Linked DNA regions of Homo sapiens: region 2 is linked to region 1. Evidence: read pairs that join two places in POLR2A ChIA-PET (ENCODE). Cell type or tissue: GM12878. All regions are shown on one strand. Each heading gives the region's core, and the rest is flanking DNA. Links, peaks and the distances in the headings are about the cores only.

Region 1 (15,831 bases), core at 3,798-11,797:
GAGTTGGAAAAGAGTGAAAATACAGGATTTATTGCAAAGGGGAAAGTCCACACTCATGAAAGGGGACTCGAGAGAATCACGTGCAAGGGGGGTTGAGGCTGCTACCGTTATGGGTTTTTTGTTTGTTTGTTTGTTTTTTAAAGATGGAGTCTTGTTCTGTCCAGCCCAGGCTGGAGTGTAGTGACACGATCTCAGCTCACTGCAACCTCCACCTCCTGGGTTCAAACAATTCTCCTACCTTAGCTTCCCAAGCAGCTGGGACTGCAGGCGCCACCACACCTGGCTAATTTTTTGTATTTTTAGTAGAGACAGGGTTTCTCCATGTTGGCCAGGCTGGTCTCAAAGTCCTGACCTCAAGTGATCCACCTGCCTCAGCCTCTCAAAGTGCTGGGATTACAGACGTGAGCCACCACGCTGGCCCTTTTTGGATTTTTTTAACCAAGGGGTAAAATACTCATGAGCATTCCTGGAAAAAGATGGAGATTTCTCAGAACTGTGGTGCCACCCATCTTTACACCAAATATGGGTGTTCCTGGGACCGTCATGATGCTGGTGGGTGTGTGACTGTGTTGATGAACATATAATGAGGTCCTACGTGAAACCGAGGTCAGACCCAGTGCCATATTGGGTCTAGTCGGACTTAGCCTACTTGGCCCACGCCCTGGTTTTTCAGGATCTTATCAGCCCATAGCTTCTGTAGCTATTTCAAGTTTCCTGTTGCTGGTCTGGTCTTGTGAAACTGCTGCCTGGAATTTTCTAATCTCCTGCAACCACCCTGTATGATTGCTGTTGCAGCCTGATTTTACATTTATAAGCCCTGTGTCCATAGGCCTAGTTTCCTTATCTGTAAGCTGACTAACAATTGTACATATCTTATGGGATTGTAAGGCCCCAAAGGAGTTAAAACAATGCTCATGAAATAAATGCTATAATACGGTAATTATTCTATATACCGTTATTCTTTTTTTTTTTTTTTTTTTTTTCCTGATACGGAGTCTCACTCTGCTGCCCAGGCTGGGGTGCAGTGGTGGGCTCTCGGCTCACTGCAACCTCCACTTCCCAGGTTAAAACAATTCTCCTGGATCAGCCTCCCAAGAAGCTGGGACTACAGGTGTGCGCCACCACTTCCAGCTAATTTTTTTTTTTTTTATGGAGTTTCACTCTTGTTACACAGGCTGGAGTGCAATGGCACGATCTCAGCACACCAGCAACCTCCGCCTCCTGGGTTCAAGCGATTCTCCTGCCTCAGCCTCCTGAGCAGTTGGGATTACAGGCGTGAGCCATCACGCCCAGCTAAGTTTTGTATTTTTAGTAGAGAAGGAGTTTCACCATGTTGGTGGTCAGGAGTTTGAGACTCCTGACCTCATGATCCGCCCACCTCAGTCTCCCAAAATGCTGGGATTATGGGCATGAGCCACTATGCCCACCTCTACCTCTAATTTTTAATTTTTTTTTTTTTTTTTGAGACCGAGTCTCTCTGTGTCACCCAGGCTGGAGTGCAGTGGCGTGATCTCGGCTCACTACAACCCCCTGGGTTCAAGCAATTCTCCTGCCTCGGCCTCCCTAGTACCTGGGATTATATGCGTGCGCTACCACGCAGGGCTAATTTTTGTATTAATCTACCTCTAGACCTTCACAGAATGCAGGCTCCTCTCATCCTCCTAACCTAATGGCCTTTCATTAGCTTTACAAAAGCAGCTTAGTTAAACTAGAAATCCTAGCACTTTGGGTGGCCGAGGTAGATGGATCACTTGAGGTCAGGTTTTTGTTTGTTTGTTTGTTTTGTTTGTTTATTTTGAGGCAGAGTCTTGCTCTGTCGCCCAGGCTGGAGTGCAATGGCAGGATCTTGGCTCCCTGCAACCTCCGCCTCCCGAGTTCAAGTGATTCTCCTGCCTCAGTCTCCTGAATAGTTGGGATTATAGGGGCCCGCCACCACACAGGGCTAATTTTTGTATTTTTAGTAGAGACGGGGTTTCACCTTGTTGGTCAGGCTGATCTCTAACTCGAGGTCAGGAGTTTGAGACCCCCACTCCTGCCATATAATCCTTTCATTTCCCCAAGGCAACCAAGCCTAATTCCACCTAATTAAAAACCTTTGTATGAGTGCTACCTGCTGCCTGAGGATCCCAACCCTGAGGCCTCTTGCTCAGCTAGTTGCTCCTGATTCTTCAGATGTAGTGTGAAAATTCCTTTTTTTGGTGGGGGGATAGAGTCGCATTCTGTTGCCCAGGCTGGAGTGCAGTGGCACGATCGGGTCACTGCAACCTCCGCTTCCCAGATTCAAGCAATTCTCGTGCCTCGGCCACCGGAGTAGCTGGGATTACAGGCATGCGCCACCATGCCCAGCTAATTTTTGTATTTTTAGTAGAGACGGGGTTTGCCATATCGGCGAGGCTGGTCTCGAACTCCTGACCTCAAGTGATCCTTCCGCCTCGACCTCCTAAAGTGTTGGGATTCCAGGTGTGAGCCACCGCGCCCGGCATTTTTTTTTTTTTTTTTTTTTTGAGACAGAGTCTAGCTGGAGTGAAGTGGAGCTATCTCAGCTCACTGCAGCCTCCGCCTCCCAGATTCAAGTGTTTCTTCTGCCTCAGTCTCCTGAATAGCTGGGATTACAGGTGCCTGCCACCACGCCCAGCTAATTTTTGTACTTTTAGTAGAGACGGGGTTTCACATGTTGGCCAGGCTGGTCTCGATCTCCTGACTTCAGGTGATGCACCAGCTTCAGCCTGCCAAAGTGTTGGGATTACAGGCGTGAGCCACCTTGCCCGGTCAGTGTTGGTTATTAAGGTGGTGCAAAAGAAGGCATGTCGGGGCCCTTCCTCCAAATGAGGAGGCACAGAAGCTGGCAAGGGTATGGTATTTTATTGAGTTATTCAACAGCCAGCTTCTAATTGAAACTGGACAAGCAGATGCTGAAGGCCTGGAGCGGGCTAAATGGAAAGCAGAAGTCCATGGTGAATGTGTCTGGGCCCACTCGGCCGAACTGGAGCACCAGATGTTCTTCTGAGAAGTGAATCAGGAACAAAGCCTTAGCCTGACTCTCTCATCTCCCAGCTTCGAGAACTGAGACTTTTTTTTTTTTTTTTTCTTTTTTTTTTTTTTTTGAGACAGAGTCTTGCTCTGTCGCCCAGGCTGGAGTGCAGTGACCTGATCTTGGCTCACTGCAACCTCCACCTCCCAGGTTCAAGCAGTTCTTCTGCCTCAGCCTCCCAAGTAGCTAGGATTACAGGCATGTGCCACCACGTCCGGCTAATTTTTTTTTTTTTTTTTTTTTTTGAGATGGAGTCTCGCTCTGTTGCCCAGGCTGGAGAGCAGTGGCGCGATCTCGGCTCACTGCAAGCTCCGCCTCCCGGGTTCACACCATTCTCCTGCCTCAGCCTCCTGATTAGCTGGGACTACAGGTGACCACCACTACACCCAGCTAATTTTTTCTGTGTTTTTAGTAGAGACGGGGTTTCACCGTGTTAGTCAGGATGGTCTCAATCTCCTGACCTCGTATCCGCCCGCCTCGGCCTCCCAAAGTGCTGGGATTACAGGTGTGAGCCACAGTGCCCGGCCTAATTTTTGTATTTTTAGTAGAGACAGGGTTTCACCATGTTGGCCAGGCTGTTCTTGAACTCCTGACCTCAGATGATCCACCCACCTCGGTCTCCCAAAGTGCTAGGATTATAAGCGGGAGCTACCGCGCCAGGCCGAGAATGGAGACTTTTAAGAGGCTGAGCGGTGCCCTTACTAAGCCAGAAACCCTGAGGGTGTGTAAACTACAATTCCCAATAGGCTTTGCAATAGGGTGGCATCTGCCCTGCCTAGAAAAACGCTCAAGTGATGATGGGAGATGTAGTTCCCTTCCGTTCACACCCTAACCCCCACCCCACCTGGCCCGGCTAAACTGGTTTCCAGGAGCTCACGGTGTTTGGGATCCACGATTTGGAAGTTCTTCACCGAAGCCCGAGTGACTCGACCATGGAAATTGAGCGTGTAGACACCGTTCTCCTTGTCCCACGACGGGGTTTTGTTGTGCAACAAAAGCAACCCTTGTTTGTCCCCACGTTGGTAACGACTCAGTAGCGACTCCTGTTCCTAGAAGGTAAAGAAGGGGCTGTGGTTTTCTCAGAGGCTTTCGAAACTCCATCTTGAACAGGGGCGACTCCATCTTGAACAGGGGCGACTCCATCTTGAACAGGGGCTGGGTAAAATGAGGATGAGACCTGCTGGGCTGCGTTCCCAGGAGGTTAGGCATTCTTAGTCACAGGATGAGACAGGAGTTTGACAGGACTGGTATCACAATGTTAGAAATGCTTGTTCCCCGGTGCAGTAAAGAAATAGCACTTGAGCATAAATTTAATTTCCTCAGCAAGGCCATTTTTTAACTTTCTGCAGAAAGGGTACACTCACCAGGAGTTTTGCCATGAGAGTACACTGAACAAAGGAGACAGGGTCATTTATAACCTGGCGCATCCACCCTACTGCCGTGTAGGGTTTCCATTGGCTGGAACGGGACCTCACGTTCTGTATTTGTCCCAATTGGCTAGCAACTTAGAACTTTTTAAAAGAGGGAAAAGCAGAAGAATACAAAGTAAGGAGGAAGTAACTTGTGGAATGTTGAGAAAGGTAAAAACACCTTCAAATAAGGAAGAGGAACAGGCTATGACCTAATGCTTGCTTGGACCGGTACAAGCATGCCAGGGCAAATATTTAGGGTAAATTGTGGGAGCTAAAAACGTAAAGTACACTGATTTCTTTATTATGGCTAACAGATATTTAAGAATGTTAGCACAGGTCTTTGAATAAATTTTGCTTGTAAGAGAGGTTACTGCCGGGCACGGTGGCTCACGCCTGTAATCCCAGCACTTTGGGAGGCCGAGGCGGGTGAATCACGAGGTCAGGAGATCGAGACCATCCTGACTAACACAGTGAAACCCCGGCTCTACTAAAAATATAAAAAATTAGACGGGCATGGTAGCGGGCGCCTGTAGTCCCAGCTACTCAGGAGGCTGAGGCAGGAGAATGGCGTGAGCCGGGGAGGTCGAGCTTGCAGTGAGCCGAGATCGCGCCACTGCACTCCAGCCTGGGCGACAGAGCAAGACTCTGTCTCAAAAAAAAAAAAAAAGAAAGAAAGAGAGAGTCTAAAAGAAGCAGGAACCCTCAGTTCTGGGAATTGCCCACCCCTTTCCCAGAAAATTAATGAATAATCCACCTCGTTTAGCATATAATCAAGAAATAACCATAAAAATAGCCAACCAGCTGGCCTCAAGGCTGCTTTGCCTATGGAGTAGCCATTCTTTTATTTCTTCTCTAATAAACTTGCTTTCACTTGACTCTACGGACTGGCCCCAAATTCTTTCTTGCCTGAGATCCAAGAACCCTCTCTTGGAGTCTGGATCAGACCCCTTTTTGGTAAGTTTGTTAACCTACCATCAAACCTTTTTTCTCCAGATGCAAATGTTTTGAGTCTCTAGTCTTTTACTCCCTGAGACATGGAAGGCTAACAAAGTCCTTCAGGCTTCATGTGACACCTGCAACCCACTGGCCTCCTCTTCCTCCTCTTCTTCTTCCTCCTCTGGGATCTAGGAGGACCGGCCCCAGCCCCTTCTCCATTGACCCAGAGATTCCTGATGTCAGGGACTCACATTTAGTGGCTGGACATTGATTCGCTGGTTCTGGCTGTTGGTTCCTGGGAGAATCACAGTCATTTTCCGAGGCCCCAGGTATCCTAAGACGTTGGGCTCCTGGGGGTATTACATTCCAGTTGGCCTGGTTCCTTCTTCTGACTATCCTACCCCATTCTCTCATCCCCAGGACACTCACATAACACACAGCCCCCAGCTCCTGTCTGATCCGGGCAGTATTCCTGGTTAAATGCTCCCGGTCAGGATTCACCCCATTGTCAAAGATGGTGAACTTGGTGCTGAAGACATTGGATCTGCTCCAGGAAGGGAATGGATAGAATAAAAATACTAAGTGTTACTCTTTGAGTAAGTGTCACTCATCGCATCGACTCTTCCCATCAATCCCCTATGTCTAAGACTATGTCCGAATGTCTAAGAATCATGTTCCTGGCTGGGCACAGGGGCTCACACCTGTAATCCCAGCACTTCAGGAGGCAGAGGCAGGAGGATAGCTTGAGCCTGGGCAAAATGGCAAAACTCCTTCTCTACAAAAAATAGAAAAATTAGTTGGGCGTGGCAGTTTGTGTCTATGGTCCCAGCTCTCAAGAGGCTGAGGTGGGAGGATCACCTGAGCCCCAGAGGTCAAGCCTCCAATGAGCCGTGATCTTGCCACTGCACTCCAGCCTGGGTGACAGAATGAAACCCTGTCTCTAAATAAATATATAAATAAATAAAAATAAATAATTAAATAAATGAGGCCGGGTACGGTGGCTCACACCTGTAATCCCAGCACTTTGGGAGGCCAAGGCGGGTGGATCATCTGTGGTTGGGAGTTCAAGACCAGCCTGACAGACATGGAGAAACCCCGTCTCTACTAAAAATACAAAATTAGCCAGGCGTGGTGGTGCATGCCTGTAATCCCAGCTACTCAGGAGGCTGAGGCAGGAGAATTGCTTGAACCTGGGAGGCGGAGGTTGTAGTGAGCCGAGATTACGCCATCGCACTCCAGCCTGGGCAACAAAAGTGAAACTCTGTCTCAATAATAATAATAATAATTAAATAAATGAAACAACCATGTTTCCAGCATCCATGGTCCCAGGCCCCCTCATTTCTTGGGTGAGCCATGTACTTTATGTAGCCTCCCTATTTTATTTAAAGGGCCCTTTAGGAACCCTCTTTTTTTTTTTTTTTTTTTTTTTTTTCTGTTGCCCAAGCTGGAGTGCAGTGGCTCAATCTTAGCTTACCAAGACCTCTGCCTCCTGGGATCAAGTGATTCTCCTGCATCAGCCTCCCAAGTAGCTGGGATTACAGGTTCACGCCACTATGCCTGGCTAATTTTTGTATTTTTGGTAGAGACGGGGTTTCACCATGTTGGCCAGGCTGGTCTCAAGCTCCTGACCTCAAGTGATCCTCCCGCCTCTGCCTCCCAAAGTGCTGAGATTATAGGCGTGAGCCACCTCGCCACTCCCTCTACCTTTTTGGATGCAATAATTCACACATTCCAGGCCTCTTTTCCCACAGAAAGTTAGGAATCCCAGTCCCTTGCCTGTCAAGGAGTCAAATGCCTTAAATGCCAGCCTACGTTCCAAACCCTTCAGTTCTTCTGGTCCCTGAGCAGGTGGAAGGTATGCTCTGTGGCCTGCTGGGAAATGGAGTCCCCCTGTCCCTAAGCTCCCTGCTACCTGCTCCTCACCACATGTCAGAGCTCTACCCACCTGACTTTGCCCACGAAATTGTCCCCGTCCCGAGATAGGTGTGTAGGATCCAGGGAGATGAGGTAATTAGAAGTTTTGCTCCTTCTTCTCTTTCGCCCAGCCAGGAGGAAGCGCTATGGATGAGAGGAACAGTCCATTAGAATGGACTTCTGGATGCTGGGTGTGGTGGCTCATGCCTGTAATCCCTGCACTTTGGGAGGCTGCGGCGGGCAGATCACTTGAGGACAGGAGTTCGAGACCAGCCTGGCCAACATGGTGAAACCCCGTCTCTACTAAAAATAAAAAAAATTAGCCAGGCGTGGTAGTGCGTGCCTATAGTCCCAGCTAGTAGGGAGGCTAAGGCAGGAGAATTGCTTGAACCCAGGGGGCAGAGGTTGCAGTGAGCTGAGATCGCACCACTGCACTCCAGCCTGGGCAATAGACTGAGACTCCATCTCAAAACAAAAATAAAAAATAATGAAAGAAAAATGGACTTCTGGAAGCTGGTTAGAGCCAGGGGTCCAAAGACAAGGAAACGTCATGTCCCATGATAGAGGAGCCAGTGATGGCACAACAAGCTTCTCAAGACTTACTGGGAGGCCGGGCACAGTGGCTCATGCCTGTAATCCCAGCACTTTGGGAGGCCCAGGCGGGCAGATCACGAGGTAAGGAGATTGAGACCATCCTGGCTAACACGGTGAAACCCCGTCTCTACTAAAAATACAAAAAATTAGCCAGGCGTGGTGGCGGGCGCCTGTAGTCCCAGCTACTCAGAAGGCTGAGACAGGAGAATAGCGTGAACCTGGGAGGCGGAGCTTGCAGTGAGCCGAGATCGCGCCACTGCACTGGGCGACAGAGCAAGACTACGTCTCAAAAAAAAAAAAAAAAGACTTACTGGGAAATGTGGTTCTCACTGAGGGAAGCCATCAGCTGGGTCCTGAATGGAAGCTTCCTATCTTAATATCTCCTCCTCATTCCTTCTGCCTATGGGTCCAGAGTTGAAGCTTAGCCCAGGAAGGGTCTGGCTTTGGAGAATGGGGAGCACCCTCACTTGCAATATTGCAGCAGGACTTTGGTAGGCGTTTCACCAAGAAAAATGGGTTTGGTTGGCTCTGAGTAGGGCAAAAAACCTCTTTCTAGGGGGAGAGAGGATACCCCGAGGAGAGGAGACCATACTTGCAGGGTAAAGGCCAGAAAGACTAGATTGAGAGAAGTGGGGCTTGGATCTGGAAAGACAAACCAGGGGAGGGACCTGGTTGCTGGGGGCAGGATTTATCTCAGGATTGAGTGAGGCCTGATAGCTTATAGCAAGAAAGGCTCAGTGAGGGAGGGTCCAGACTATTTTTTTTTTTTTGACACAAGATCTCCACCTCCTGGACTCAAGCCATTTTCCCTCAGCCTCAGCCTCCCAAGTAGCTGGGACTACAGGTGGGCACCACCAGGCCTGGCTAATTTTTTTTTTTTTTTTGTAGAGACAGGGTTCCACCTTGCTGCCCAAGCTGATCTGGAACTTGTCAGCTCAAATGATCCACCTGCCTTGGCCTCCAAAATGCTGAGATTACAAGCGTGAACCACCGTGCCCGGCCTTTTTTTTTTTTTTTTGAGATGGAGTTTCGCTCTTTCACCCAGGCTGGAGTGCAGTGGTGTGAGATCTCAGCTCATTGCAACCTCCGCCTTCGAGTTTCAAGCATTCTCCTGCCTCAGCCTCCTGAGTAGCTGGGATTACAGGCGCCCACAACCACGCCTGGCTAACTTTTGTATTTTTTAGTAGAGACGATGTTTCGCCTTGTTGGCCAGGCTGGTCTCGAACTCCTGACCTTGTGATCTGCACGCCTCGGCCTCCCAAAGTGCTAGGATTACAAGTGTGAGCCACCGCGCCCAGCCCTTTTTTTTTTTTTTTTTTTTTTTTTTTTTTTTATGCAGAGTCTAACTCTGTCGCCCAGGCTGGAGTGCAGTAGCGTGATCACATCTCACTGCAGCCTTGAACTCCCAGGCTCAAGCAATCCTCTCACCTCAGCCTCCCGAGTAGCTTGGACTACAGGCACATACCACCATGCCCAACCAATTTTGTATTTTTTGTAAAGACGGGGTTTTGCCATGTTGTTCAGGCTGGTCTTTTTTGTGTTTGTTGGTTGGTTTTTTGTTTTTTGAGATGGAGTCTTCCTCTGTCGCCTAGGCTGGAGTGCAGTGATGCAATCTCGGCTCACTGCAACCTCCGCTTCCCAGGTTCAAGCGATTCTCCTGTCTCAGCCTCCTGAGTAGCTGGGACTACAGGCGCCTGCCACCACTCCCGGCTAATTTTTGTATTTTTAGTGGAGACGGGGTTTCACCATATTGGTCAGGCTGGTCTTGAACTCCGGACCTCAGGTGATCCACCCGCTTCAGCCTCCCAAAGTGCTGGGATTATAGGCGTGAGCCACTGTGCCCAGCCCCAGGCTGGTCTTGACCTAGCTCAGAAAGGAGTGGGATTTTGCCTGGGAGGTGGGGGCTTACTCCCAAAGCTGTTGGGCTGGCTTACTGCACCTGCAGGCTGTCAGAGGTCTCCAGGTAGAGGTAGTAGAGGGGGAACAAGCCCTTGTCCACGCCGTGCTTGTCACGGGTGAGGTAGCACTGCATCATGGTGCCCGGGAGCGCTGGCCGCAGCACGTAGGCTTCCATGTCCTCCTCCAGCCCAGGGCAGGGGGAGCGGATTGCCAAGGAGGCTTCGTGCCTCATATGGTCGCTGTCCGTGCCACCCTCGCCTTTCAGGGCCTTGGACAACTCTTCGTTGTGTGCTGCTGAGGAGTTCGTCCCTGTAGACTCAGAGGCCTCTCTCTTCTTTTCCAAGTCTTCTTCCTAGCCCAGGCACCAAATTTAAAGTCGAGGGACAACCACCGGCCCAGCCTTGCTTACTACTGATTGACCATCCCAGCCCTAGGGTCCCGCCCTTGCCCATCCACATTTTCTGCTTATTGGTCAAAAATCTCATTCAGTCCACCCAGTCACGCCCTCCTCTGTTGACTGGCCAGTCTATTCGCTTTCCTCTGCAGCCACACGCATTCCACCTGCTGATTGGAAAATTCCTTTCTGAAAGCAAGGCCCATTCCGTTAAAATGGCTGTTAGTTTGATCTAGATAACATAATACAGCCCAGATCTACCCTCAAGAGAAACCATCTACTGCACTTTCACCAACACCAAAGTGAGTGCCAGTTGGCCCTTTTCTTTTATTTTTTAAGACAGAGTTTCGCTCTGTCGCCCAGGCTGGAGTGCAGTGACTCGATCTCGGTTCACTGCAACCTCTGCCTCCCAGGTTCAAGCAATTCTCCTGCCTCAGCCTCCCAAGTAGCTAGGATTACAGGCTTTCGCCACCACGCCCAGCTAATTTTTGTATTTTTAGTAGAGACGGGGCTTCACCAAGTTGGCCAAGCTGGTCTGGAACTCCTGACCTCAGGTGATCTGCCTGCCTCGGCCTTCCAAAGTGCTGGGATTACAGGCGTGAGTCACCGTTCCTGGCCTGCAACTGGCCCTTTTCGATCAGTGTTCTGCCCTTTCTGAAGCTCGCTGTCTTTCCATGGCTGCACCTATTTTTTTTTTTTTTTGGACAGTCTCACTCTGTCTCCCGGGCTGGAGTGCAATCTCAGCTCACTGCAACCTCCGCCTCCCAGGTTCAAGTGATTCTCCTGCCTCAGCCTCCTGAGTAGTTGGGATTACTGGCGTGCGCCACCACACCTGGCTAATTTTTGTATTTTACTAGAGACAGGGTTTCACCACGTTGGCCAGGCTGGTCACGAACTCCTGACCTCAAGTGATCTGCCCACCTCAGCCTCCCAAAGTGCTGGGATTACAGGCGTGAGCCACCATACCATAAGCTGTATTTTAATGGCCATGTCCATGTCAAGTCAAATCCTCTGATTTGATGAATGGTACACACACACACATGCACGCACGCACGCACGCACGCACACACACAAGTCTCTGCCAGCTTAATCACCACCAGGAAAAAGAGCTTCTGATTGGGTGGCAGAATTTTAGCCCCACCCTCACCAGAGGTCCGAGGCTAGCCCTCTTCTTCCAATATCCTGAGTGATTGTGCATTTTCCTACCTTTTGGAAGGCCAAGTTTTCATATACACAGTCACCATCCATTCCAGGGTTTGGTCCCATATTGGGTGACTTGTGTGCATCTCCCATATCCTGGGAGTCACTCTCACCCTCTGCACGGGTCCCTAATGTGGGGAAAAGCAAGAGAGATCAGATTGTTACTGTGTCTGTGTAGAAAGAAGTAGACATAGGAGACTCCATTTTGTTCTGTACTAAGACAAATTCTTCTGCCTTGGGATGCTGTTAATCTATAACCTTACCCCCAACCCCGTGCTCTCTGAAACATGTGCTGTGTCCACTCAGGGTTAAATGGATTAAGGGCGGTGCAAGATGTGCTTTGTTAAACAGATGCTTGAAGGCAGCATGCTCCTAAAGAGTCATCACCACTCCCTAATCTCAAGTACCCAGGGACACAAACACCGCGGAAGGGCGCAGGGACCTCTGCCTAGGAAAGCCAGGTATTGTCCAAGATTTCTCCCCATGTGATAGTCTGAAATATGGCCTCGTGGGAAGGGAAAGACCTGACCGTCCCCCAGCCCGACACCCGTAAAGGGTCTGTGCTGAGGAGGATTAGTATAAGAGGAAGGCATGCCTCTTGCAGTTGAGACAAGAGGAAGGCATCTGTCTCCTGCCCGTCCCTGGGCAATGGAATGTCTCGGTATAAAACCCGATTGTACGTTCCATCTACTGAGATAGGGAAAAACCGCCTTCGGGCTGGAGGTGGGACATGCGGGCAGCAATACTGCTTTGTAAAGCATTGAGATGTTTATGTGTATGCATATCTAAAAGCACAGCACTTGATTCTTTACCTTGTCTATGATGCAAAGACCTTTGTTCACGTGTTTGTCTGCTGACCCTCTCCCCACTATTGTCTTGTGACCCTGACACATCCCCCTCTCGGAGAAACACCCACAAATGATCAATAAATACTAAGGGAACTCAGAGGCTGGCGGGATCCTCCATATGCTGAACGCTGGTTCCCTGGGTCCCCTTATTTCTTTCTCTATACTTTGTCTCTGTGTCTTTTTCTTTTCCAAGTCTCTCGTTCCACCTAACGAACCCACAGGTGTGGAGGGGCAACCCACCCCTTCACCTAAAGGATGAAAGAAGCCTGGACTAAGCTCAGGACAGCTGGATCCCAGGAGTGTGGGACACCATCATCAGTGCTAGCCAGAGATGGCCAGAACTCCTGGGTTCTCAGTCCCTACTCATGACTCAGCGCCCTCACTTGCAACAACCTCCTCCTCCTCCAGGTGCACGGAAGTCTACAAGGGCCAGAGTTTCTGATTACCCTGGATCTAAGGACAGGGAGGGGTTAGGGTCTTTCCTTTTCCTTATCTCAGACAAAGCATCACAGAGACTGAAGATGGGGGGATGGAGTTTGGGGTGATAATAATTCTGTCATTGAAATCATTGGCCATCTCATGAAAATAAAAGGAAACGTCACCACAATGGAATATTATAAGGGAATAAAAAGGAATGAAGTACTGATAATACTACCACACGGATGAACCTTAAAATTTTATGGCCGGGCACGGTGGCTCACGCCTGTAATCCCAGCACTTTGGGAGGCCGAGGCGGGCGGATCACGAGGTCAGGAGATCGAGACCATCCTGGCAAACATGGTGAAACCCCGTCTCTACTAAAAATACAAAAAAAAAAAAAAAATTAGCCGGGTGTGGTGGCCGGCGCCTGTAGTCCCAGCTACTTGGGAGGCTGAGGCAGGAGAATGGTGTGAACCCGGGAGGCGGAGCTTGCAGTGAGCCGAGATTGTGCCACTGCACTCCAGCCTGGGCAACAGGGCGAGACTCCGTCTCAAAAAAAAAAAAAAAATTTGTTAGGTGGGCCAGGGGCGGTGGCTCATGCCTGTAATCCCAGCACTTTGGGAGGCGGAGGTGGGCGGATCACGAGGTCAGTAGTTCAAAATCAGCCTGGCCAACATAGTGAAACCGGTCTCTACTAAAAATACAAAAATTAGCAGGGCGTGGCAGCGTGCACCTGCAGTTCCAGCTACTCAGGAGGCTGAGGCAGGAGAATCGCTTAAACCCAGCCAGGCAGAGGTTGCAGTGAGCCGAGATCGTGCCACTGCGCTCCAGCCTGAAGGGGGCCTGCCCCTCCACACCCGTGGGTATTTCTCGCAAGGTGGAGACGAGCGGCTGAGAGAAGAAAGAAGACACAGAGACAAAGTATAGAGGAAGAAAAGTGGGCCCAGGGGACCAGTGCTCCGCAAGTGAGGACCCGCACCAGCGCTGATCTCTGAGTTCCCTCAGTATTTATTGATCACTATCTTTACTATCTTGGTGAGGGGAATTTGGTGTGACTATAGGGTGATGGTGGGGAGAGGGTCAGCAGGAAAACATGTGAACAAAAGACTCTGTGTCATAAATAAGTTTAAGGAAAGGTGCTGTGCCTGGATGTGCACATAGGCTGGATTTATGTTTAACTTTACATAAACATCCCAGTGCAGTAAAGAGCAGTATTGCCGCCATGATGTCTCGCCTCCAGCCATAAGGTGGTTTTCTCCTATCTCAGAATAGAATGTATGGTCGGTTTTACACTGAGTCATTCCATTTCCAGAGACGTGCAGGAGACAGATGCCTCCTTCTTATCTTAACCGCATGGAGGCCTTTCTCTCTCACTAATCCTCCTCAGCACAGACCCTTTACGGGTGTCGGGCTGGGGGACCGTCAGGTCTTTCCCTTCCCACGAGGCCATATCTCAGGCTGTCTCAGTCGGGGAAATCCTGGACAATGCCCAGGCTTCCTTGGGCAGGGGTCCCTGCAGCCTTCCACAGTGTGTTATGTTTCTGGTTAATAGAGAATGGAGAATGGCAATGACTTTCACAAAGCATACTGCCTGCAAAACCATTTTTACCAAAGCACATCCTGCCCAGCCCTAAATCCCTTAAAACTTGAGTCAATATAACACATGTTTCTGTGAGCACAGGGTTGGGACAAGAGTTGCAGATTAACAGCATCTCAAAGCAGAACAGTTTTTCTTTTTTTTTTTGGGGGGGGGACGGAGTCTTGCTCTGTCACCCAGGCTGGAGTGCAGTGGCGCGATCTCAGCTCACTGCAAGCTCTGCCTCCCGGGTTCACGCCGTTTTACTGCCTCAGCCTCCCGAATAGCTGGGACTACAGGCGCCCACCACCGCAACCGGCTAATTTTTTGTATTTTCAGTAAACGTGGGGTTTCACTGTGGTCTCGATCTCCTGACCTCGTGATCCGCCCGCCTCGGCCTCCCAAAGTGCTGGGATTACAGGCGTGAGCCACCGCGCCCAGCCAGCAGAACAGTTTTTCTTAGTACAGATCAAAATGGAGTTTCTTATGTCTTCCTTTTTCTACATAGACAAAGTAACGATCTGATCTCTCTTTCTTTTCCCCACACAGCCTAGGTGACAGAGTGAGACTCCGTCTCAAAAAAAAAAAAAATCATTAGGTGAATGAGGTGAATGAAGACACACGGTGGCTCACACCCGTAATCCCAGCACTTTGGGAAGCCAAGGTGAGAGGATCACTTGAGCCCAGGAGTTCAAGACCAGCCTAGGCAACATAGTGACACACCATCTCAAAGCAAAAGAGGCCAGGTGCATTAGCTCACGCCTGTAATCCCAGCACTTTGGGAGGCCGAGGCAGGCAGATCACAAGTTCAGGAGTTTGAGACCAGCTGTGCCAACATGGTGAAACCCTGTCTCTACTAAAAAACACAAAAAATTAGCCGAGCATGGTGGCACGCGCCTGTAACCCCAGCTACTCGGGAGGCTGAGGCAGGAGAATCGCTTGAACCCAGAAGGCAGAGGTTGCAGTGAGCTGAGATCGCGCCATTGCATTCCAGCCTGGGAGACAGAGCAAGACTCTGCCTCAAGAAAAAAAAAAAAAAAGGAATTGAAGAAAGAAGCCACATACAAAAGACCACATATGTATACGATTCCATTTGTGTGAAATGTACAGAATAGCCAAATCTAAGAAGACAGTGGAGGTTGGTGGTTGCCAAGGGCTGGGGTAAATGGAAAAGGGGTGACTGCTAATTGATGCACTATTTCTTTCTTTCTTTTTTTTTTCCTTGAGACAAAGTCTCGCTCTTTCACCCTGGCTGGAATGCAGTAGCCTGATCTCAGTTTACTGCAACCTCTGTCTCCTGGGTTCAAGCAATTCTTCCACCTCAGCCTCCCCAGCAGCTAGGATTACAGGTGCATGCCACCACGCCCAGCTAATTTTTGTATTTTTAGTAGAGACTGGGTTTCACCATGTTGGCCAGACTGGTCTTGAACTCCTGACCTCAGGTGATCCACCCACCTTTGCCTCCCAAAGTGCTGGGATTACAGGCGTGAGCCACCGCGCCCAGCCATGATGCAGGATCTCTATCTGGGGTGATACAAATGTTCTAAAATTGATTGTGGTGACGGTTGCAGAATTATATAAATATAGTTAGCTTCTCGTATCCTACA
Region 2 (8,000 bases), core at 1-8,000, 100 kb after region 1:
CCGTTCACCCTCCCGAGTAGCTGGGACTACACGTGTGAGCCACCATGCCTGGCTAATTTTTGTATTTTTTGTAGAGATGGGGTTTCACCATGTTGCCCAGGCTGGTCTCCATCTCCTGGGCTCAAGTGATCCTCCCGCCTTGGCCTCCAAAAGTGTTGGGATTACAGGTGTGAGCCACTGTGCCTGGCTGTTCTCCCTAGTTATAAACTGCTTTGCTTGCCCTCCCTGTCCCCTCATAGCCCAGGCCTCACTCTGAGCAGATAGTTGAGCCGAGCCAATGCCTCCAGGAAGACGTCAGCACCCTTGTTGGAGAACTCATAGCGGCCGGCGATAAAGAAGTATAAGGTCTTGTCCAAGTTGAAGTCCAGATGCCTAAAGAACCCACAAGGCACGGTAAAGCCCAAAGCCCTCACCCGCTAGCCCTGGCCTCAAAACTACAAATCCCAGAAGCTATGGGTGGGGGGGCAGAGGATGTCTTAGGTAATACAGAGGCATCACGGGGCCTCCTGGGAGTTGTAGTTCTTCTCTTTAGATGGAGATTTCCTTTAATCCTGAGCCCATTGTTCCAGCGCTCAAGAATTAAGGAGGCCGAATACCCAGGTGCCCCCTCCCTCAGACCCAGGAGTCTGGGCCCCCAGCTGCCCCCTCCCCCAGACCTAGATGGTTAGGCTCCCAACGCCCTCCTCTCTTAAGACCTAGGTATATGCCCCACGTACCCATAAAAATGGCCCCGCACAAACTCCTGGATTCGAGCCTTGCTCTGAGCATGGAGGTTCTGGAACTCATGCATGGCAGAAAACTTCTTCACATTCAGCCCATTGGGGGTCACAATATCTGGGATTGGGGGTGAGGGTCCCATGTTTTATTTGTTCATTCAGATCAATGTTGTGGTTGAATGAATAAATGAAGAAAACACCCTTTGCCTTTTGCAATTTTTTTGTTTCAAGAGCGTTCCTATGAGGTCCCCCCTCCCACCTTTTTTGTTTGTTTGTTTGTTTTTGGAGACAGGGTTTCTCTCTGTCGCTCAGGCTGGAGAGCAGTGGCACAATCACAGCTCATTGCATCCCTGACCTCCTGGGCTCAAGCAATCCTCCCTCCTCAGCCTCCCGAGTAGCTGGCACTACAGGCGTGCACTACCACACCCGGCTAATTTATTTATTTTACTTTTGTAGTGATGGGGTCTTGTCATGTTACCCAAGCTGATCTCAAACTCCTGGCTTCAAGCAGTCTTCCTGCCCTGGCCTCCTAAAGTGCTGGGATTACAGGTGTGAGCCACCATGCCTGGCCAGTTCCCTTGGTGACACACCTACCCTGACTCCAAGATGCCTTCTTGCCTAATATTACTTGCTTAGGTTCACAAGCACAAGTATAAGTCTCCTCAGCTACTGCAAATGGCTAACAGGGATCTGATCCACACTGGTGATTCTGGGAAAGTTGTACTTCTTTTGTTTCCTCTTAGCCCACCCTGAGATGGAAATGATTAAACATCCCCAAAGTCCTGCTTCTCCTAGGATATATCCTCTACTTCCAAGCTTCTTACAGGGACCCAATCATTTCTTCTCCTCATAGAAATTAAAGTATATCAACGAAAAACTACAACCCCCATCAGCGCCTAGGGCAAAGTTCTGGAACATATAGAGCTAACCAGTCAAAGGCCTTCTGGGAGTTGTAGTTCTCACCTTATACTCACTGAGAACGGATACTAAGGGCTGGGAAGAATGCCCAGTTCTGACCTAACCTTTCTCAAAAGCAAAGTCCACTGATCTTCCATTCCCTTTCATAAGACCAATCTACATTAGCCAATTACAGAATTTTATCATATCTGAAATTAATATGAAAGAAATTATACCTCCCATTAGCCTCCAGAGTATATAGTCAGAGAGCCTCAAATACAGGTCACCACCCCCACAGCCTTCTGGGAGCTGTAGTTCTCTATTCTTTAGGTAAAAAAATGGTAACTGATGGTCCCCAGCTTAGGACTTAGGATGGTCCAAGTTATGATTTTTCTTTTCGAGACAGAGTTTCGCTCTTGTTGCCCAGGCTGGAGTGCAATGGCACAATCTTGGCTCACGACAACCTCTGCCTCCTGGGTTCAAGAGATTCTCCTGCCTCAGCCTCCCGAGTAGCTGGGTGGCTGGGATTACAGGCGCCTGCCACCATGCCCACCTAATTTTTGTATTTTTGGCAGAGAGGGGGTCTCACAATGTTGGCCAGGCTGGTCTTGAGCACATGACCTCAGGTGATCTGCCCACCTCAGCCTTCCAAAGTGCTGGGATTACAGGTGTAAGCCACCGTGCCCAGCCAAGTTATGATTTTTCAACCTTATGATGGTGTGAAAGTTACATACATCCACATGAGTCCAATTTTGGATTTTGATGAGATATTCAACACTTTTTTTTTTTAATTTTTTGAGATGGAGTCTCGCTCTGTTGTCCAGGCTGGAGTGCAGTGGTGTGATCTCGGCCCACTGCAACCTCCGCCTCCTGGGTTCAAGTGATTCTCCTGCCTCAGCCTCCCGAGTAGCTGGGATTACAGGCACCCACCACCACGCCCGGCTAATTTTTGTATTTTTAGTAGAGATGGAGTTTCGCCATGTTGGCCAGGCTGGTCTCGATCTCCTGACCTCGTGATCTGCCCGCCTTGGCCTCCCAAAGTGTTGGGATTACAGGTGTGAGCCACTGCGCCCAGCCTATTCAACACTTTATTATAAAATAGGTTTGTATTAAAATTAGCCAGGCGTGGTGGCAGGCGCGTATAGTCCCAGCTACTTGGGAGGCTGAGGCAGGAGAATGGCATGAACCTGGGAGGCGGAGCTTACAGTGAGCCAAGATAGCGCCACTGCACTCCAGCCTGGGCGACAGAGCGAGACTCCGTCTCAAAAATAAATAAATAAATAAAAATAAAATAAAACAGATTTGTATTGGATGATTTTGCCCAGTCGTAGGCTAACATAAAGTGTTCTGGGCACATTTAAGGTATACTAGCCTAAGCTATGATGTTCAGTAGGTTAGGTGTATTAAATGCATTTTTTTATTTTTTGAGACAGGGTCTCACTGTGTCACCCAGGCTGTGACAGGGTCTCTCCAGGCCACCCAAATCATGCAATGGCACGATCACAGCTCACTGCACCCTTGACCTCCTAGGCTCGAGCAATCCTCCCACCTCAGCCTCCTGAGTAGCTAGGGATACAGGCACACACCATGTCTGGCGAATATTTTAGACAGGGATTCGCCATGTTGCCCAGGCTGGTCTCAAATTCCCGGGCTCAAGTGGTTCTCCTGCCTTGGCCTCTCAAAGTGCTGAGATTACAGGTGTGAGCCACCATGCCCAGCCGAAATACGTTTTCGGTTTATGCTATTTCAACTTACAGTGGGCTTCTTGGGCTGAGGAGCAACTGGCTTTGGCATAGACAGCTGCCTACCTCATTCACGTCTGGGGACTTCAGCCCAGCCCCTACCTGGTTTCCTCTTGAGCAAGTGCTGTGCCTCGATGGCGGTGATCTGGGACACAGTAGTGAAGACGTGAGCGCAGTGGGCTGCCGCCCTTTCCATGCAGTATCGGTGGTAGATCTGCCTCTCCCCTGCTTCCTTGTCCACGTTGAACTGGGTGGGAGGGGACAGCAGTCCGGTTAGAAGGATTGGGGAGAAGACTCTGGAGGTCCAGACACTGGGGTCCCAAGAGAAATTGGTGCTGGGGGCTGGATTCCTGGGTCTGAGGTAGGAGGGGTCTGGGGACTTGGACTCCTGGATCCTGGGAGAAGAGGGGGTGCCATCCCCTTGGGCCCCCCAGAGCTTTGGGTTTTCCTGGCATACTCGCAGTCCCCCATCTGCCACGGTCCCAGCTCACGTTCTCCAGGTTGTTGTAGAAGTCCACGGCACCGGCACACAGGTAGCGCCCCAGCAGCGTGGCATGGGTGGTGAAGATGGTTGCTACAGGCAGTCGCCGGGCACGACACAGGCAGAGTCCAACGCCTGCCAACCACTCATGGAAGTGAGCAACCACATGTGGCTTCTCCTCACTCTGTGCCAGGAACTGTGGGCAACAGGGACAGGGCCACTGTCTCCACGAGTGTTGGGAAAAGAATCGGCAATCCCCAGTAGGGACAAGGACTCGGGGAGAGGTCAATCTGTCACCACTACTGCACAGAGTGGGCAGCGGCCCACTGCAGCAATCCCAACCGGACAGGGACCTGTAAATCCCTGAGGCAGCCCAGGCTGGTCTTGAACTCCTGGGCTCAAGTGACTGCCTCCTCAGGGGTTGACAGGAACTGAGGATTTTTTGGCCAACCATCTAAGTCCTGGCAGGGTTAGATTGGACAGACTGAAGTTTTCATGTTCCCAGGTCCTGGACATAGTTTCCAAAGACCCCTTGTCTCAAGGGTACGCTGTCTGCACCCAACATTGGCAAAGGGACTACAACTCCCAGAATGCCATAGGAGCAGCCAGTTCCTCAATTATTTGTCCCAGGGCATGAGAAATTAAGCTTCTTTTTTTTTTTTTCTTTTTCTTTTTTTTTTTGAGACAGTGTCTCACTCTGTGGCCCAGGCTGGAGTGCCGTGATGCAATCTCAGCTCACTGCAATTCCCGCCTCCCAGGTTCAAGCAATTCTCCTGTCTCAGCCTCCCAAGTAGCTGGGATTTGGGATTACAGGTGCCCACCACCACACCCAGCTAATTTTTTTGTATGTTTAGTAAAGACGAGGTTTGGCCATCTTGAACTCCTGGCCTCACGTGATCTTCCCCCATCGGCCTCCCAAAGTGCTGGGATTACAGGCATGAGCCACCGTGCCCAGCCTGGAAACTAAGCTTCTTGAGCCTCTTAAAACCTAGAAGGGGGTCAAAACCAGGTCAGGCTGGGGATTCATGAGCATCCAGGGCAGCATCTGAGAGCTGAGTCCAGCAATATCACACTAGAGAACTACAACTCCTAGAATTCCTCGGGCAAGCCCGCCAGCCTCACTTTGAGGCTGATTCCAAGAATCCCTATGCTTGGAAGACTAGAGTAAATGAAGTTGGCATCGAGAGTAGAGCCTGGGCCCTTGGATGTTCATGTCCTCAAAGGCCAGAGCTAATCCTTGGATTAAAGGACCCTATGACTCCCAGAATGCCCAGGGAGAAGCCCATCCTCTGGCCCAGGGGCTGATGGTCATTGTAGTTTCAGGTATGGGTGGAATGTGTCAGACGGGGCCTACCTCACCCAGGAACCAGGTGGTCAGAAAGCCAAAGAGGACAGCGTCGTTGGCCTCGCGGTCGTACCACGGCACTCCGATGTTGCAGGTATCCCAGAGCTCTCCCTTCCAGCGCTCCAGGGCCCAAGCTGAGGCACCCACGTCCAGGAGCACCACCAGAGGGCCTCCCTCGATCAGCCAGCGCCCGAAATACACCTGGGATGGGGTTGGGGAGGCACCATAGGGAGGCTCTGGGCTTCAGCCTCATATCTTCACTCATCCGTGGTTCTCCCATTTGCAGGCAGATGTCTATAGACTTAAGCCTCAGCTCTCTTATCTTCTGTTTCCATATCTGCTGCTAATTTCTCACCTGCTGCCTTAGCCTTACTTCTCTATTTGCATGATTTATTCCTGCTACACATTTTTTCCATCTCTGTTGCAATATTTTCCGTGCCCCCTGCTTACTTTCTTTCTTTCTTTTTTTTGAGATGGAGTCTCACTCTGTGGCCCAGGCTGGAGTGCAGTGGTGCGATCTCAGCTCACTGCAACCTCTGTCTCCCGGGTTCAAGCAATTCTCCTGCCTCAGCCTCCCAAGTAGCTGGGATTACAGGCACCCGCTCCCACACCTGGCTAATTTTTTTTTTTTCTTGAGACGGAGTCTGGCTCTGTTGCCCAGGCTGGAGTGCCGTGGCATGATCTCGGCTCACTGCAACCTCTGCCTCCTGGGTTCACACCATTCTCCTGCCTCAGCCTCCCGAGTAGCTGGGACTACAGCGGCCCGCCACCACGCCCGGCTACTTTTTTTTGTATTTTCAGTAGAGACGAGGTTTCACTGTGTTAGCCAGGATGATCTCCATTTCCCGACCTTGTGATCCGCCCGCCTCGGCGTCCCAAAGTGCTGGGATTACAGGCGTGAGCCACCGCACCCAGCCTCCTGTTTAATTCCTGTAACTGCTACCCTTCTCCCACTCGCTGCCTCCTTTCTCTGCTTATAACCACATATGTCACATGTCCTGTGTCTATGCCCCCACTGCCCTGTCTGGCCACTCTGCAAATCATTTCCCCTACCTGCTGCCTTGTTTCTGTACTTGCTGCCACATTTCTCTTACCAACCATCTGCATCTCCCACTGTCTTTTCTTTCTGATGCTAATTCCTTCCACGGGATGCTTCTTTTTTGTTTTCAGACAGGGTCTCGCTCTGTTGCCCAGGCTGGAGTGCAGTGGTGTGAACATGGTTCACTATAGCCTCAACCTCCCTGGCTCAGTCAATCCTCCCACCTCACCTCCTACAGGCGTGGGCCACCATGCCAGGCTGATTTTTTAATTTTTTGTGGAGATGGGGTCTCACTATGTTGCCCAGGCTGATCGTGAACTCCTGCGTTCAAGCAGTTTTCTTGCTTAGCCTCCCAAAGTGTTGAGATTAGAAGTGTGAGCCACCTAAAGCAGGCCCTTTTTTATTTTCAGAGACGGGGTCTTGCTCTGTCCTCCAGCCTGGAAGGGAGTGGTGCAATTACGGTTCACTGAAGCTTCGATCTCCCAGGCTCAAGCAATCCTTCCACCGCAGCTTCCCACGTAGCTGGGACCACAGGCACAAGGTATCACATCCCGGCTAATTTTTAACTTTTTTGTAAGGACAGGGTTTCACCATGTTGCCCAGGCTGGTCTCAAACTCCTGGCCTCAGCCTACCAAAGTGCTGGGATTACAGGCGTGAGCTACTGCACCCAGCCTGTAATGATTCTCTTACTGTTCATGCTGCCACTTTTCTTCCCCATGATGCCTTGTTTCTGTTCCTTTCATCACATATCTGTCACCTGCGACCTCTTTCCTCTATCCATAGGCCCATTTTGTAGTCCACAGCCTCCTTCCTTCCTTCCTTGCTTCCTTCCTTCCTTCCTTCCCTCTCTCCCTCCTTCCCTCCCTCTCTCCTTTTTCTTTCTTTCTTCCATTTTTTTTTGTTTGTTTTTGTTTTTGACAGGGTCTCACTCCGGTCACCCAGGCTGGAGTGCAGTGGTGCAATCATGGCTCACTGGGCTGGGCGCGGTGGCTCACGCCTGTAATCCTAGCTCTTTGGGGGGCCGAGGCGGGCGGATTGCCTGAGCTCAGGAGTTTGAGACCAGCCTGGGCAACATGGTGAAACCCTGTCTCTACTAAAATACAAAAAATTAGCCGGGCGTGGCAGCATGTGCCTGAGGTCCCAGCTACTTGGGAGGCCGAGGCAGGAGAATTGCTTGAACGCGGGAGGCGGAGGTTGCAGTGAGTCGAGATTGTACCACTGCACTCCAGACTCAGCGACAGAGTGAGATTCTATCTGAAAAAAAAAAAAAAAAAATTATGGCTCACTACAGCCTCCACATCCCATCCTCCCACCTCAGCCTCCTGAGTAACTGGGATCACGAGCACGCACCATCATGCCTGGCTAATTTTTTGTATTTTTAGTAGAGACAGAGTTTCGCCATGTTGCCCAGGTGGGTCAGGAACTCCTGGGCTCAAGCTATCCTCTCACCTCGGCCTCCCAAAGTGCTGGGATTCCAGGCATGAGCCACCGCCCTCGGCCACGCCACACATTTCTAACATAGCCCATCCTCTGTCCGTGCCCCAGGGCTGCATTTTTCTAGCCACTGCCGTGTTTCTAAGACTTGCTGTCTCACTTCTGCCTCTGCCACATTTCTCCAGTTGGCTGTTTTCCTCCCTGAGACCATGGCTTTGGTTCTGGGCCTGCTGCCACAGCAGTGGAGAAGCAGCCCCGCTCCTCGCCGACCTGGCTTTTTGCTGCCTGGAGCCTCGCTCTGAGGTCCCTCCCCCTCCCAGCTGTTGTCTGCCCTTTTGCTGGGGG

Evidence for each region. ChIA-PET counts read pairs that join two places held together with the same protein. Peaks named below come from ENCODE experiments on the same cell type or tissue, not always from the same donor. Only the 100,000 strongest peaks of a DNase experiment are listed, where the experiment ranks them.
Region 2: POLR2A ChIA-PET joins it to region 1 with 10 read pairs; 28 of 35 experiments call an interaction of 5 or more read pairs at or near these places.

What each region holds. Positions count from the first base shown.
Region 1 is chr19:48,878,124-48,893,954 of GRCh38, forward strand. TULP2 (TUB like protein 2) reads right to left here. Exons shown (of 13, transcript NM_003323.3): 7 at 11,387-11,508; 8 at 9,827-10,138; 9 at 7,325-7,437; 10 at 5,809-5,923; 11 at 5,631-5,729; 12 at 3,909-4,080; 13 at 2,844-3,003. The coding sequence ends at 2,888. Among named protein-coding and RNA genes, the nearest start is that of TULP2, 13 kb to the right of the region's middle. RefSeq lists cis regulatory regions at 1-805, 362-974 and enhancers at 1,415-2,127, 9,435-10,329. In GM12878, for the core only: no CTCF peak of the experiment used is centred there; no DNase peak of the experiment used is centred there; H3K4me3 peaks cover 812 bases; H3K27ac peaks cover 1,642 bases.
Region 2 is chr19:48,982,004-48,990,003 of GRCh38, forward strand. GYS1 (glycogen synthase 1) reads right to left here. Exons shown (of 16, transcript NM_002103.5): 3 at 5,191-5,382; 4 at 3,847-4,032; 5 at 3,458-3,602; 6 at 717-834; 7 at 252-372. Among named protein-coding and RNA genes, the nearest start is that of GYS1, 7.3 kb to the right of the region's middle. RefSeq lists a silencer at 6,449-6,631 and an enhancer at 7,762-8,000. In GM12878, for the core only: no CTCF peak of the experiment used is centred there; no DNase peak of the experiment used is centred there.